Regions from separate parts of the Homo sapiens genome. Here region 1 is linked to region 2. Evidence: read pairs that join two places in POLR2A ChIA-PET (ENCODE). Cell type or tissue: PC-3. All regions are shown on one strand.

Region 1 (5,000 bases), 110 kb before region 2:
GTTGGGACTACAGGCACATGCCACCACGCCCAGCTAAATTTTTTGGTATTGTTAGTAGAGACTGGGTTTCACTGTGTTGGCCAGGCTGGTCTTGAACTCCTCACCTCAAGTGATCTGCCCACTTGGGCCTCCCAAAGTGCTGCCATTACAGGAGTGAGCCACCGTGCCCAGCCTGAGTTCACATCCTGCCCTCATCCAGAAGCTCTTTACCATCAATTTTCAAGACTGGTTCCTCCAAGCCCTTTCTATACCAGCCTCATCTGTGCACAGCTCCCTGCGGCCGCTGCTCTCCTTGAAATACAGATCTGATAGTTGGACTCCCTGACTCAAAAATCCATCTCCAGTTCCTGTATCCAGAGTCAAACCTAAACTCAACAGTGGGTATTCCAGGCATATGTCACCGTTTGAGCCCTTTGCCCATCACAGGGTCTCACTTGTTCCACACAAGGCTCCTCATGGCTCCCCACTTGCACCCCCTGTTTTCCTGCCACTCTGATTTTTTTTTTTTTTTTTTTGAGACGGAGTGTCGCTCTGTCGTCCAGGCTGGAGTGCAGTGGCAGGATCTTGGCTCACTGTAACCTCCACCTCCCAGGTTCAAGTGATTCTTGTGCCTCAGCCTCCCAAGTAGCTGGGATTACAGGCATGCGCCACCACGCCCATGCCTAGCTAAATTTTCAGATTCCACCCGCCTCAATCTCCCAAAATGCTGGTATTACAGGCATGAGCTACCACTCCCGGTACTGCCACTCTGAATTTGATGCTCTCCTCTGCCAAAATAGTCTTAGAATTGCAAACCCACATGCCACAGATGTCTCTGCGAGGCCCTTCATGAACCCGTTCCTGACCTTCCTTCATGCTTAGAATCATGGGTATCTTACCGTGTGATGCTTTGTAGCTGGTTATTAGCATACATGTGCGTCTCTGTCCATTAGATTGTAAAATGCTGGACTGAGGCACTGTGTCCAACTCCTTCCATCTGAATTCTTCACAGTGCCTGGGACATTTTGGGCCGCGGTAACAGGAACACGGGCTTATCGAATACTGATAAGGTGTCTAAACTCTCTAAAATTGGTATTGATATGACCAACTGCAGATGACTTACGTTCTGTGGTTTAAAACCTCAGGATGTCACCTTCCGACACTCCTGCACTGTCTCTGTGTTTGTATGTGTCTGTCGTTACAGCTTGAACCTAGGGCTGACCAACACACTTTTGGATCAAAGGGAGCCTTTGGGTTTCAGCATCCTGTAAGGTAATATACGACTTCACAATAAGTAATCTGTAATTTCCTTTTAATATAGGCATTAATATGCTTTAGTGTCTTCAACCACATAGATTGTCAACAAAGTGGAAAATAATTCAATGTATTCTTTGGTATTGTTTAGTTTCCTTATACCAAGGAGATTTTGTTGGATTTCTGGAATCCATTCATGTATTCATTCATTCAGTGTTTTCTACAAAGTGCAATTGGCCTCTCTCTTTTCTTTATACCTGTTATTTCTACTTCTCATTACAAATTGTGCCTTGTATTATATTTATATAATTGCATGTGAATTGTATATGCATATACAAAAACTTATATATTGAGGTATATTTCTATTGTTCTACCAGGATATAAGCTAGTATATTGTCTAGTGCAAAGTCGACCTTCAAAATCTATGTGTTGAGGGTGGACATGGTGGCTCATGCCTGTAATCCCAGCACTTTGGGAGGCTGAGGCAGGTGGATCACCTGAGGTCAGGAGTTCGAGACCAGCCTGACCAACATGGTGAAACCCCCGTCTCTACTAAAAATACAAAAAATTAGCTGGGCATGGTGGTGGGCACCTGTAATCCCGGCTACTTGGGAGGCTGAGGCAGGAGAATCGCTTGAATCTGGGAGGTGGAGGTTGCAGTGAGCCGAGATCACGCCACTGTACTCCAGCCTGGGCGACAAGAGCGAAACTCTGTCTCCAAAAAAAAAAATCTATGTGTTGAGTAAATGGTTGTCTCCAGCACAGTGGGTGCCGTGCACCTTTGAGAGAGCCTTTTCCTCCCACCTCCTAAGTGTGTGTCATGGTCCTGGTGGTGACCAGGATTCTCACTGCTGTATCCATCTACACTCTGTCCATTTTAGACAAGTGGCTCACGTTCAGGATTTCTGCCTGTCTCTCTGTCTCTGTCTCTCTCTTTTTCTCTGTCTGTCTCGCTCGATCTCCTTTACCAAAATTAACCTTGCCTGGGCCGCCTCCACCAGGTGCCTTTGCCCTGGTTACCCAAGAAGACTGGAAAGCTTAATACAACCCAAAGACACTCATGTGTAGGCATAAAGCTCAGTCTCCTCAGACTGGTCAGAAGGAAGCTTCCCTTGTATGCCTTACACCAATAGTTTTCTTTTCTCTTCTGACATCTCACTCTGTCACCCAGCTTGGAGTGCAGTGGCACAATCTCAGCTCACTGCAACCCCTGCCTCCTGAGCTTAAATGATCCTCCCACTTCACCCTCCTAAGTGGCTGGGACCACAGGTATGTGCCACCATGCTCTGCTAATTTTGTAATTTTTTTGTAGAGACAAGGTCTCACTATATTGCCCAGACTGGTCTTGAATTCCTGGGCTCAAGCTATCCTCTTCCCTCGGCCTCCCAAAGCGTTGGGATTACAGGCATGAGCCATTGCTACTGGCCACACCAATGGTTTTCAATCCTCATAGAATTACTAGTGGAGCTTTTAAAAATACAGATGCCTGGGTGGTTCTCCCAGGCACTCGGATTCGCTTGCTCTAGGGAAAGACCCATGCATCTGTTTTTTGTTTTGTTTTTGTTTTTGTTTTTGTTTTTTGAGATGGAGTCCTGCTCTGTCACTCAGGCTGGAGTGCAGTGGCACGATCTCGGCTCAACTGCAACTCCACCTCCCATATTCAAGCAATTCTCCTGCCTCAGCCTCCCAAGTAGCTGGAATTACAGGTGCGTGCTGCCATGCCTGGCTAATTTTTGTATTTTTAATAGAGGTGGGGTTTCACCATGTTGGCCAGGCTGGTCTTGAACTCCTGATGTCAGGTAATCCACCCGCCTTGGCCTTCCAAAGTGCTGTGATCACAGGCTGTGATCACAGCCACCGCACCCGGCCATTCTGTTTTTGATTAGTTGAAAATGCTGTGACTGACAAAGCATGAGCTGCAGCCATGCACTGCACACTGGATATACAATTTCACTTTATATTTTTATTACAGAAAATTTCAGACATACACAAAAGTGGAGTGAATAGTACAGTGAACCCCATGTACCCATCACCGGCCTCAATAGTTATCAATGTTCTGAGCTCATCATATTTATCACCCGCAACTATGTTGTTGTTGTTGTTAGCATATTTTATTTTATTTATTTATTTTATTTTGAGATAGGGTCTTGCTCTGTTGCCCAGGCTGGAGTGCAGTGGTGTCATCCCAGCTCACTGCAGCCTCCACCTCCCCAGGCTTCCATCTCGGCCTCTGGAGTAGCTGGGACTACAGGTACAAACCACCACACCCAGCTAATTTTTTTTTTTTTTTTTTTTCAGATATGGGGTTTTGCCATGTTGCTCAGGCTGGTCTCAAACTCCTGGGCTCAAGTGATCCTCTTGCTTTGGCTTCCCAAAGTGCTGAGATTACAGACATGAGCCACTGTGTCCCACCCCAGCATATTCTAAAGCCAATCTCAGACATGCTAGGAATTCACCTGTGAATACTTCAGCATAAATACCTAATTGTAAACATGGCTAAAAATGGAACTATGCTCATATTTCTGTCTTAGATGAACATACACATTCTGTCTGCTGCAGAATTCCTCAACCTCAGCACTATTGGCACTTTGGGCTGGATAATTCTTCACGGTGGGAACTATCCTGGGCCTCGTAGGGTGTTTACCAGTATTCCTGGCCTCTACTCACTAAATGTCAGTAGCTTACCCTCCATTGTGACAACCAAAAATGTCTCCAGACATTGCCAAATGTCCCCTCGAGGTCGAGAACCATTGGTCTATTGGATATCTTATGAAGTAAAAAACTATCATCCATTATTTATAGAAGGGTGTTTTCTCTCTCCCTTTTCTCTTCTATCTGAAAAAAAAGGATATTGAAATCAGCTTTGCAAATAAGCAGTGATCAATTGACAAACTCACTTCTTCAGAAGACCACAGAGAAAAATGCAAATAAGTTAATGAATGAAAAGCAGGTCGAGGCATGGTGGCTCATACCTGTAATCTCACACTTTGGGAGGCCAAGGCAGGAGGATCACTTGAGCTCAGGAGTTGCAGACCAGCCTGGGCAATATGGCGAAACCCTGTCTCTATGAAAAATATAAAGAATTAGCTGGATGTGGTGGCATGCACCAGTAGTCTCAGCTACTCAGGAGGTTCAGGTGGGAGATGCTTGAGCCCAGGATTTCAAGGCTGCAGTAAGCTATGATTGCCTCACTGTGCTCCAGCCTGGGTGGCAGAATGAGACCCTTTCTCAAAAACAAAAAAGAAAGAAAGTAAGTGAAGGATAAGAGATTATGGCCGGGAGTGGTGGCTCATGCCTATAATCGCAGCACTGTTGGAGGCCGAGCTGGGCGAATCATTTGAGGTCAGGAGTTCGAGACCAGCCTGACCAACATGGTGAAACTCCGTCTCTACTAAATACAAAAATTAGCCAGGCATGGTGGTGGGTGCCTGTAATCTCAGCTATTTGGGAGGCTGAGACAGGAGAATCACTGAACTCAGAAGGCAGAAGTTGCAGTGAGCTGAGATTGCGCCACTGCACTCCAGCCTGGGTGAGAGAGTAAGACTCCCTTTCAAAAAAAAAAAAAAAAAAGATTACAGGGAGGGGGTATCTTAATACTTGCCATGTATGAGCAAATCCAAAATCTTATAAAACCTGGAATTTAGGGGTTCCAAATTTTACATACTTAAGCACTTTCTTTTTTCTTTCTATTTCCTTTTTTCCTAAGCACATCTTTTTTATTCTGGCAGAGCAAAGGACTTGTGCCTCCAATTTCTTTATGGCAACAT
Region 2 (5,000 bases):
TGTTTATACATTTAGGCTTAATAACCAGCTGCATATTTTAGCTGCTAGGGTGAATTCTATCCTATTCTATTCTAAATTCTTTTATATAGCTATTGAATTCTTCATGGCTGGGTTGTTTTTTTTTTTTTTAAGTCTCACTAATTTCATTGGCAGGTGGCGGATGAGGCGTTGAAGGTAGATGATTGTGACTGTCATCCTGAATTTTCACCACCATCAAGTGAGTATTGTTTTTATATCAATTGTTGCCAAGTTAATATAATGTCTCCTAAATTTGGATGCCCTACAATGTGCACAAGCCTTGCTTATATCCACTCTTGTTCTCCTTTACTTTATAATGCTTCTATGTTAAGAAAATATTGAATATTTATTTGAAATCAATGCTCAGTCTTTTTGTATTATTTAGTGAATGTAATTTTGGAAATTCAAATAAAAGGAAAGGAAAAGATGAAGTACATAGCTCTTTTTGGTCTGCTTCTTAATTTTTTTTAGGCTGTTGTTTCTCATTATTGAAAGTTTATTATTGCCTCCCTTCCTCCCACCTGCTAGGAGCCTGTTTAGACCTTTTTAAATCTAATTGTTCTCCCTCATAAAATTTTAATAGCTGTTTATGTACCATATGTGCATCTGCGCTTTATGTATAAAAGGAATTGATTTTGTCTCCCAATAACTAATTTTCACCCTATTGGGGGTGATATCACCCATATTGAGAACAGATGCTGCTGTAACAAAAATACCATAAACTAGATAGCTTATAAGCAACAAACATTTATTTCTCACATTTCTAGAAGCTGAGAAATTCATCATCATGATGTCAACAGATTCGATGTCTGCTGAGGGTCTTCTTCCCGGTTCATAGATGGCCATCTTTTTGCCGTGTTCTCATGTAGTAGAAGGAGCAAGACAGCCCTCTGGGGTCTCTTTTCTTTTTCTTTCTTTTTTTTTTTTTGAGACAGATTCTTGCTCTGTTGCCCAGGCTGGAGTGCAGTGGCATGATCTGGGCTCTCTGCAGCCTCTGCCTCCTGGGTTCAAGCAATTCTCCTGCCTCAGCCTCCCGAGTAGCTGGGATTACAGGCATGCACTACCACACCAGGCTAATTTTTGTATTTTTAGCAGAGACAAGGTTTTGCCATGCTGGCCAGGCTGGTCTCGAAATCTTGGCTTCAAGCAATCCTCTCGCCTTGGCCTCCCAAAGTGCTGGGATTGCAGGTGTGTGCCACCACGCCCAGCCTGGGGTCTCTTCTTATAAGGGCACTAATCCCATTCATGAGGGGACAGCCTCATGACCTAATTCCTCCCAAAGGTTCCACTTCCTATTACCATCGCCTTGAGGATTTGGTTTTCAACATGTGAATCTTGTCGGGGACACAGATATCCAGACCATAACAGTGCTGTAGGCTAAGTCTCATTTGTTTTAAGTTGTGTGTGCTCAGTGCATGTATTTATTTACATATCTAGTAAACACAGACACCGCAGAACCTCATTACTTGGCATCATTTGGAGATGAAGGTTCTGGAGAAGTGAATATTTTTGTGCTTCATTTATTTCTGAATCTTAATACCACCAGAGTTTGATGAAAATCCTCTAAAGTATATTACATGCTTCCCTGCCTTTTAACACGGAATTTAGGAAAATACAGGTTTTCTTGATGGCTTAAGGTTGTGGTCACACATAACAGTGACTGACCTCAAGCCTGGTGGTGTTCCTCCCAGGATTCTTCAGGTGAGATTGTTGATTTTTTAGTTAGTGATCCTCTCTTTTCCCTTGTCTTGTTTGTTGGGTGGTTGGTTTTTCTTTCCATAGTTTTGCTTCTAGCAGCCATTTCTATTTTTTGTGACCTGCAGCTCCATGTTCGCTCAGGCTCAGTTAGTTCCATAGATACAGCTACTTAGTATTGAGCATTTCCATTTGGTTAGCACATTAGCGTAATGATAGGGAGGGGAAACTCAGGCAGTTGTCCTACCTGATGCAGTTCCAACAGCATATAAAACATCTTTGAGGATAAAACTTTTTTTTGGAAGATAGCTTTTAATTTCTTCATATTTCTCAGGCCATTACTATCATTTAATTAAATAAATTCTGTCCACCCTTCAGCATTTACATACAGGGGAAGAAATTGAGGTTCCAGGATTAAGGTTAAGTAGTTTTGTCCAAGGTCACAGAATGGAAATCAAACTAGAATTCTTCTACCTTTCCAAAAGCTGCTTTTGTTTTCTGAGGCCACCAAAGCCCAGGCTCTCATTCCCTCCTTATTACATTGGCTCTGACTTGTGTCTGTGCCCTCCCCTTAAACCTTCATCAGATGCACCCTGCTCCTCCTGCCATACCAGTTCTTCTACACAGCTCTGAGCATGGCTCTCCCTGCCCAAAAATATGCAGTGGTTTCCTACTCCTGCCAGCAGAATAAATCTGGGCTCACAGAGCTGGATCTGAAGCTAAGGGTCTGTAAACACTCACCTCAGCCTGCCTTAGCAGCCCTTTTCCAGCCTTCCACCCTTTTTGAGGTCTTGAAATCACACAGGTTTACTTAGTGCTTCTGAAATGAACTCTCTACTCTTGAGTTCAGGCCATTCTATCCAAATCGTACTTCTTCCTCAAAACCGAACACAAATGCCATATCCTCACTAACATTTTTCTCAGCCACTCCAGCTTAGGTGATTTTTCCCTTTTGTGAGTTGTGAGAGATATTACTGACTATGCAATTTATATGTCAATAACAACACAGTATTTTCTTTTCTTCATAAGGATGATTGTTGTTTAACTACTGAAGTGATGTGTCTTTTCACCCCATCTGATTATAAACTGAGAACAGGAGTTATCTCCTGTATCTCTCTGTATCTATGGTAGACCTAAATCATAATGATCACTATTATAATTGATCTTTAATAATTTAATTTATTATATATAGAAAAATATCATCAGTAGCTTCTTTTTTGGCTTACCCTTTTGTAGTTACACCCACGTACCACATTTCTGCTTCTGTTTTCTTACTCCAATTTATATTTTAAAAATAGTTTTACTCTCAGGCTTGTAGATTTTTATGTACAGATTTTAGGAACAAATACTTTTGTGTTCACAGGTCAGCCTCCAAAACATAAAGGAAAACAAAAATCTCGAAACAATGAATCAGAAAAGTTCAGGTATGTTTTTTCTCTAAGGTATGTTTTTTTCCCCTTAATATACTCTTCCCAAGAAAAAGGAAAAAAAATTGTTTTTCGAGTATTAGCTACTTTAATGTATGTATTATGATGACTACCAAAATCCCTTTCAAATATCAAAAGCATATCTTTAGGAAAGGATAATTTTTGGCTAAAGGATTATTAATCCTGGATATTAATATATTGACTTCTGAAAGTCACATAATATGAAATATTTCCATATTAATTTCTTAAATCCCAGAATATGTACTCTAAAAGGAAAAAGCATTAAGAGAGATATAAGGTGCACATGAAGCCTCCTTCCCTGCTCACCTCATTTGACCCTCCTGCAGTCCCTTCTCTAAGGCCTCCTCCAGGAATACACTGTTAACAGTTTCATGACTATTGGGAAACTTACTCTGCATACGCAGACATGGGTATGCATATTTCAGATGCCCTTTTGAGTAATTATTGTTAGAGGAAAATCTTTCCTAATGAATTCTGACTACTTCTAAAATGAATTCTATCAAACATCCCCATGAAAATTAACAGTAATTAATTGCCTCCTATCTTTTTTTTTGTTTTTTTGAGATAGGGTCTTGCTCTATCACTTAGGCTGCGGTGCAGTGGTGTAACCCTAGCTCACTGCAGGCTTGAACTCCTAGACTCTAGTGATTCTTTTTGCCTCAGCTCCCAAGTAGCCAGGACTACTACTGCTACTATGGTGCACGTCACCATGACTGGATAACTAAAACTAAATGTTTTTTAGAGACAGGGTCTTGCTCTGTTGCCCAGGCTGGTCTTGAACTCCTGGCCTCAAGTGATCCTTCTGCCTTGGCCTCCCAGAGTGCTGGGATTGCAGGCGTGTGCCTGGCCTTGCCTCCTGTCTTTATTGTTAACACCCCATTGACAACAAGATATAAATTGATTACAATGTGAAATTGTAAATCTTTTAATACAGAAGTTTATGAAGTGAATTAAAGTGATGTTGGAGAAACAGCAAAGCCATGTCTGCCACAATACACTGGTTTTCAATTTCTTCTCCATTTCTTAATCTGAATCCATGATAGATGCTTCAGGGGGAATGATTTGAATATCAAAACACTAAAAAAAAATCAGTGAAGTCTCATTTCTTTTCAAAAATGACCATTTTTGGATGCTGCTACAAAAATTAAATACAAAGCAAGGATATAGCATATTATTATGTTTTTCTATTATTTGATAGAAAAATCATGAGTCTTCTTCCCTGCCCTCCCCTGTACCCCTAAAGAAACCAGATATTAATATATGATAATTTTTTAAATGCAGAGTTGTAATTTTAACCTGTTTTATTTAAAAAAAATTTATTTTTCTGATATTTTGTTTCACTTTTCCAACTGAACACTCCTTTATTAGGTAATATCTACCATATGGGACTATTTCTTCATTAAATGGGATAACCACGTAAAACACTTAGAGCCCTGGAACATAGTAAATCTTCAGTGTACTTTAGTCGTCATTACTGTTACCACCATCATTTTCATTATTATTAGAATGACTCTGGCCTACAGCTTGCTTTTTGTCTTTTACAAAATATCTTGTGTTTCTTCCCATGTTCAGAACACAGAGCTCTTCCATTCTTCATTTGCTGTACAGTATTTTGTAATATGGCTGTATCCCCCATTTTTGTGCATTTAGGCTCTTCATTCCTCTTTTCCTCCCTCACTTTCTATCCCTCTATCCATCTCTCTCTTTTTCTTCTTCCTTTGAGAGGGATAGATCAGACAGTACTTCAAACATCCTTGCACATACACCTTTGTGCACCTGTTCATGTATATTTACAATAAATACTTTGTAAATAATGTATAGAAGTTGTTTCTGTAGTGG

Evidence for each region. Peaks named below come from ENCODE experiments on the same cell type or tissue, not always from the same donor. Only the 100,000 strongest peaks of a DNase experiment are listed, where the experiment ranks them.
Region 1: POLR2A ChIA-PET joins it to region 2 with 6 read pairs; 2 of 35 experiments call an interaction of 5 or more read pairs at or near these places.

What each region holds. Positions count from the first base shown.
Region 1 is chr21:37,012,368-37,017,367 of GRCh38, forward strand. It overlaps RIPPLY3 (ripply transcriptional repressor 3), which reads left to right. Exons shown (of 4, transcript NM_018962.3): 3 at 1,184-1,251. Among named protein-coding and RNA genes, the nearest start is that of RIPPLY3, 8.2 kb to the left of the region's middle. In PC-3, no CTCF peak of the experiment used is centred here; no DNase peak of the experiment used is centred here.
Region 2 is chr21:37,125,927-37,130,926 of GRCh38, forward strand. TTC3 (tetratricopeptide repeat domain 3) reads left to right here. Exons shown (of 46, transcript NM_001330683.2): 15 at 154-217; 16 at 3,077-3,137. Among named protein-coding and RNA genes, the nearest start is that of TTC3, 55 kb to the left of the region's middle. In PC-3, no CTCF peak of the experiment used is centred here; a DNase peak (open chromatin) is centred at 2,315; H3K4me3 peaks cover 231 bases; H3K27ac peaks cover 1,063 bases.